2 separate regions of the Homo sapiens genome follow, and region 1 is linked to region 2. A link is a loop called in an ENCODE intact Hi-C map of the cell type or tissue named here. Cell type or tissue: Caco-2. All regions are shown on one strand. Each heading gives the region's core, and the rest is flanking DNA. Links, peaks and the distances in the headings are about the cores only. Region 1 overlaps RAI14 (retinoic acid induced 14). Region 2 overlaps RAI14 (retinoic acid induced 14).

Region 1 (2,918 bases), core at 229-2,728, 120 kb after region 2:
AGTAAGGTGATAAAGTCTTAACTACAGTAATGGTGGTAGGGGGAAAGAAATAAACCAGATTCCAGAGACATTTCTAAAATGATTCACATAACTGAGACTTACAAGGCACAGGGAAGAACCAAAAACAACCAAGATATGACACTTAAGCAAATGAATAGGAAATATATGACCAAATTCATCAATTTTCAGATTGCCTTGTGTACACATGTATCTAGTATTGTGCTAGCAATACCACAGTAAGGAAACCCCAGTTTCCTTTCTATATAAAATGAAAATTTTAGTTCACCCATCCAGCTGCTAGGGCGTTTTATAATTAGGGCCAGGAAGAAGAACTGGATTAGGCTAGGAAGTGAATTTGTCTCAGGTTAGAGAAATAAGAGTTTAATTGTTTTATATTTTAAATGGCTTTCTCTTTCCCAAGGTGCTGATAGCTTATTGGATATAAGTTCTGAAGCTGACCAACAAGATCTTCTCTCTCTATTGCAAGCAAAAGTTGCTTCCCTTACCTTACACAATAAGGAGTTACAAGATAAATTACAGGTATATAAATAGATTGCTATCATGGACTATTCTGTAGAGTCAAGCTCTTGGTCTTTTCAGTAGTCAGATGTATTTTGTTTTAAATGTGTACATTAGTTTCTTTTTAAATATTAGCTTTAAGCATCTTATAGTTTCAGATTATTTGTTTCATGAGAGTGTTATTCATTAACTCTTTCTGTAAATTATTCAACTGGTAAATTATAAATAATTATACACATAGTATGATCAGTATTAAATATTCTATATGTTTAATAAATTATATAAATAAAACAAAATTTATAGAAAAAATTCTATATAAAATATACTATATGCATAGAATGATGCATAATATATAATTTTATATTTTGATTTTATATATATTAAAATTTTACGTTTTAAATTATATATGTATGTGTGTATGTATATATATATATATATATATATAAAATATTATCCATTTAGTAAAGTTGATCATTTAACAGGTTTAAGTACTTGATAAGAAATGGCTGTACCAAAAAATAAGAAGAAGAAATAGCTGTACTATATATCCATTACCCCTCTTGGCAAGTAGAATGATATAAGAAATAAAGGAAATTTTTGAATTGGAGGCTTTGTAGAGAAAACAATTTTAGTGTTTTCAAAGTGACACAAATCGTCTGTCCCAATAGAACCCAAAGCAAGCTTTGTGTCATTAGTCCCACTCATGTCCCAGACTGTCTTTTTTCATGGCATGAGAATACACAGGCAAAGTGATCATGCTACTCTCCCGTACCAAAGTTGCGGATTTACTCCTCTCATTCTAGTTGCTTGCTTAGCTAACCACGCCTTTGGTATCTTTTTTTTTTTTTTTTTTTTTTTTTTTTTTTTTTTTTGAGACGGAGTCTTGCTCTGTCGCCCAGGCTGGAGTGCAGTGGCGCGATCTCGGCTCACTGCAAGCTCCGCCTCCCGGGTTCACGCCATTCTCTTGCCTCAGCCTCCCGAGTAGCTGGGATCACAGGCGCCCGCCACCACGCCCGGCTAATTTTTTGTATTTTTTTTTAGTAGAGACGGGGTTTCACCGTGTTAGCCAGGATGGTCTCAATCTCCTGACCTTTGATATCATTTAATTCTTGCTTTTTTTTCCTAGGCCAAATCACCCAAGGAGGCGGAAGCAGACCTAAGCTTTGACTCATACCATTCCACCCAAACTGACTTGGGCCCATCCCTGGGAAAACCTGGTGAAACCTCTCCCCCAGACTCCAAATCATCTCCATCTGTCTTAATACATTCTTTAGGTAAATCCACTACTGACAATGATGTCAGAATTCAGCAACTGCAAGAGATTTTGCAAGATCTACAGAAGAGATTAGAGAGCTCTGAAGCAGAGAGAAAACAGCTACAGGTCGAACTCCAATCCCGAAGGGCAGAACTGGTATGCTTAAACAACACTGAGATTTCAGAGAACAGCTCTGACCTCAGCCAGAAACTTAAAGAAACTCAGAGCAAATACGAGGAGGCTATGAAAGAAGTCCTTAGTGTGCAGAAGCAGATGAAACTCGGTCTTGTCTCACCTGAAAGCATGGATAATTATTCACATTTCCACGAGCTGAGGGTCACGGAAGAGGAAATAAATGTGCTAAAGCAGGATCTGCAGAATGCATTAGAAGAAAGTGAAAGAAATAAAGAGAAAGTGAGAGAGTTAGAGGAAAAACTGGTAGAGAGGGAGAAAGGTACAGTGATTAAGCCACCTGTGGAAGAGTACGAGGAAATGAAAAGTTCATATTGCTCTGTTATTGAGAATATGAATAAGGAGAAAGCATTTTTGTTTGAGAAATACCAAGAAGCCCAAGAAGAAATCATGAAATTAAAAGACACACTAAAAAGTCAGATGACACAGGAAGCCAGTGATGAAGCTGAGGACATGAAAGAAGCCATGAATAGGATGATAGATGAACTCAATAAACAGGTGAGCGAGCTGTCACAGCTGTACAAAGAAGCCCAGGCTGAGCTGGAGGATTACAGGAAGAGGAAATCTCTAGAGGATGTCACAGCTGAATATATCCATAAAGCAGAGCATGAGAAACTGATGCAATTGACAAACGTGTCCAGGGCTAAAGCAGAAGATGCACTGTCTGAAATGAAGTCTCAGTATTCAAAAGTGTTGAATGAGTTGACCCAGCTCAAACAACTGGTGGATGCACAAAAAGAGAACTCTGTCTCTATCACAGAACATTTGCAAGTGATAACCACGCTGCGGACTGCAGCAAAAGAGATGGAAGAAAAAATAAGCAATCTTAAGGAACACCTTGCAAGCAAGGAAGTGGAAGTAGCAAAGCTGGAGAAACAACTCTTAGAAGAGAAAGCTGCTATGACTGATGCAATGGTACCTCGGTCTTCCTATGAAAAACTCCAGTCATCCT
Region 2 (2,918 bases), core at 222-2,721:
CACTTCCCTTTAAAGCATCATCATGAGGATTAGGATAAAATCTGGCACAAAGAAACTTCTCAATAAATGGCAGCTGCTGATATTGGTTACCCCTGGTGCCTAGCACAGTGCCTGGCATTTGTAGTACCTAAAATTGTGTGTGTGATGGATGAATGGTCTCAAAACGTCCCATCTAGTTAAGGTCTTATGACTGACACACATGAAACAATTAAGGCAGTGCCAGGTTTGTGCCATTCACAGTGACTCTGGTGTGTGGCCATTCAACATCGCAGGAGTTTAGAGAAGACTTCATAGAAGGTGAGTTAGGGGCTGAGCCATCACGATTGGGTAGGTTGGGATTAACAGAGGAAACCAGTACTAATGAGTAGAGGTGGGGTGAAGAGACTCTAATGGAGAAGGATATATACATGGGCAAATAACAGAAAATCAAGTGTGATGGGAGGTATGGGCCTCTCTATACGTCATTGAAAGCCTGGAATGGGTGGGGTGGGTGAAATAGAAGAATGAGGTTTCAAGTTGATTACATTTTCACTGTAGGATGATTTGGGGTTTTGAGAGACCGTAACCAGAAAAGGGGGCCAGGACTAGGGCCAGGGCTAGGCTGGTGGCTGCTGTGGGGCAAGAACGACGGGATTTGAGTGTGCGTGGGGATGAAGAGCAAGCAGGGAGGGAGCCTAGATTCCCTGCTGATACACCAAGGAAAGTCTCTCCCTTGCACTGCCACACCCTGTCCTGCCGTGCCAGCCAAGTGTGAGTGCCCCTCATCTCCTGAGAAATCTGGCGTGGCCTTAGCATTTCATTAGGCAACTTGGTGGGAAGACACACTAGAAAACATGAAAGGTGAGATCTCTTTGATTAAACAAGAATGTTTGGGTACAACTATTTACCACTAAAATACACTTAGCTACTAGGCATCATTCTAAGCAACTTAACAAACTGTGATTTATTTATACCTCTCATTAGAGAAGTGCTGTATGTATTCCCAGTTTACAGATGAGAAAACTGCAACATGGTATCTTGCTATGTTGGTTTCCAAAAGTGGCTGTAACAAAGTACCCTAAAGGGAGTGGCTTAAACCAGAGGTCAGCAGCCTCAGCTCCTTCTGGGGCTGTGAGGAAGAATCAGCCGTGTCTCTCCCCAGCTTCTGGTGGTTTGCTGGCAATCTTTGGTGTTTCTTGGCTTATAGGAGCATCATCCTGATCTCTGCCTCATCTTTGTATAGCGTTTTCCCTGTTTGCATGTTTGTTACCAAATTTCCCCTTTAATAAGGACCTCAGTTGTATGGGAGTAGGGGCCCACCTTATTCTTAACTAATTACAGCTGCAGTCCCCCTATTTCTAAACAAGGTTACATTCTGAGACATTGGGGGTTAGGGCTTCAACATATGGATTTTGGGGGAAACACGATTCAGCCATAACTCTTGTCCAAATCACAAAGCTAAAGTAGGGTGCAGAACTTGCACCTGGGAACTCTGGGTGCGGAGCCAGTGTCCTGCCACTGCTGGTGCACACGGGTGTTTGCTGTCAGGAGAACAAAATATGATGATTCCAGCCGGCCAAGTAAAGGCCTGGACTTGAATTTCAAATTCCTCATTCCAATTTCCAGTGGAAACTGACAGATAGTAATCATGGGTAATCTTTGACCAAAACATGCTTCAGTGACAGGGACGCCTAGGAGCCAGGTACTGGATTAGCTTTCTGAAAGCTTCTGGTGCTAGAGATAAGGAGGGTGGGGAGAGGGGCGGAGAATATGGAAATCAAAGCGGTCAGACTTGTTTTGAGCTGGGTGGGGCCTGGAGAAGAGGCCCAAAGCGCAAATTGGGAACTGAGACTTCAGGTAGGTATGTTTTAAAATAACAAAAAGTACATTTTTTGTTTTAAAATAACAAAGGGTATGATTTAGCCTAGGTTGGCTGTGCTTGTGAAGGTTTGGTGCACAGTTTTCCCCTGGGTGGTGGTTTCTGATGCTGGGTTCAGGTCTTTGGGAGTTGTAGGTGCCTGGTGAATAACTGGAGGGCGGACTGTTTTGTAAGCTCTGGTCAGTGTTCAGTGAGTTAAGTCCAGCAGTCATTGGAGTCTATTGCTGTAGACTCTTGCCTTTTTAGGTGCATTTGGAAAATCCACCTAAGCCCTTTCCCCATGGTGAACAAGTGGCTTTAGGTGGCAAGTGGCAGTCTTGGACACAGTAGGACATGTGGGATACTTGTCCTTGCTCTCCCTGCAGTTCCAGCCCAGTTCCTACACTAGTCATTGTGTTGAATGAATGAGTGACTAAATGTAAAATGGAAATACTGACAGTTTATCGTCAACACCCTGTGGCCCCTCTCTGTTCAGCATTTACCACTTTATCCATGTAATGGACAGAAATAAAAGGTCAGTAGGGTTTTCTGGATGTGTTTCCTTTAGGATGCTCTGCATGCCCTCTTGGCCATGTCTGTGCTGTGTGAAATTAACAAGTATCATTGGAGGCCTTGGCTTGTTACCTACAATCTACCTGTGTGCTTATTTTGTACCCAGACTGTGAAATTATTTTGTATCTATAGCTCATTAGCTCAAGTGGTTGAAGAACCACACTAAAGAGCCACAGTTATGAATTTAGACCTTGTGTAGGCTAATTAACTAGCCTGTGTTCCTTGGGCAGAAAATTACCTAAATTTAGACCCAATTTAACTGACTGGCATCTGTGTCTGTGGTCAAAAAAGAGACTGACTTCTTAAGAGCATTGCAACTCCTTACCAGAAACATAAGAAAAGACAGTCCTTCGGTCCTGGTTTTGATGGGGCAGCTATGTCAACCTCATGTAAAGGACACTATTGAGGACGAAACTCTGATTTTTTTATCTTGCACAAATTCCTATGTAGGGGGTCTGGGGAGTCATGCCCTACAAACCATGAATTCCCATCAGATGGGTTTTATTTA

What was found. Hi-C counts contacts between places; a loop is a spot of excess contacts. Peaks named below come from ENCODE experiments on the same cell type or tissue, not always from the same donor. Only the 100,000 strongest peaks of a DNase experiment are listed, where the experiment ranks them.
Region 1: a loop joins it to region 2, with 2.7 times the contacts of the local background. A loop is called at or near these places in 1 of 110 quality-filtered maps.

The regions. Positions count from the first base shown.
Region 1 is chr5:34,821,311-34,824,228 of GRCh38, forward strand. RAI14 (retinoic acid induced 14) reads left to right here. Exons shown (of 18, transcript NM_015577.3): 14 at 422-540; 15 at 1,646-2,918. Among named protein-coding and RNA genes, the nearest start is that of TTC23L, 16 kb to the right of the region's middle. In Caco-2, for the core only: no CTCF peak of the experiment used is centred there; no DNase peak of the experiment used is centred there.
Region 2 is chr5:34,698,268-34,701,185 of GRCh38, forward strand. All of the region lies in intron 2 of RAI14 (retinoic acid induced 14), which reads left to right. Among named protein-coding and RNA genes, the nearest start is that of RAI14, 43 kb to the left of the region's middle. RefSeq lists enhancers at 1,925-2,426, 2,427-2,918. In Caco-2, for the core only: no CTCF peak of the experiment used is centred there; a DNase peak (open chromatin) is centred at 1,714.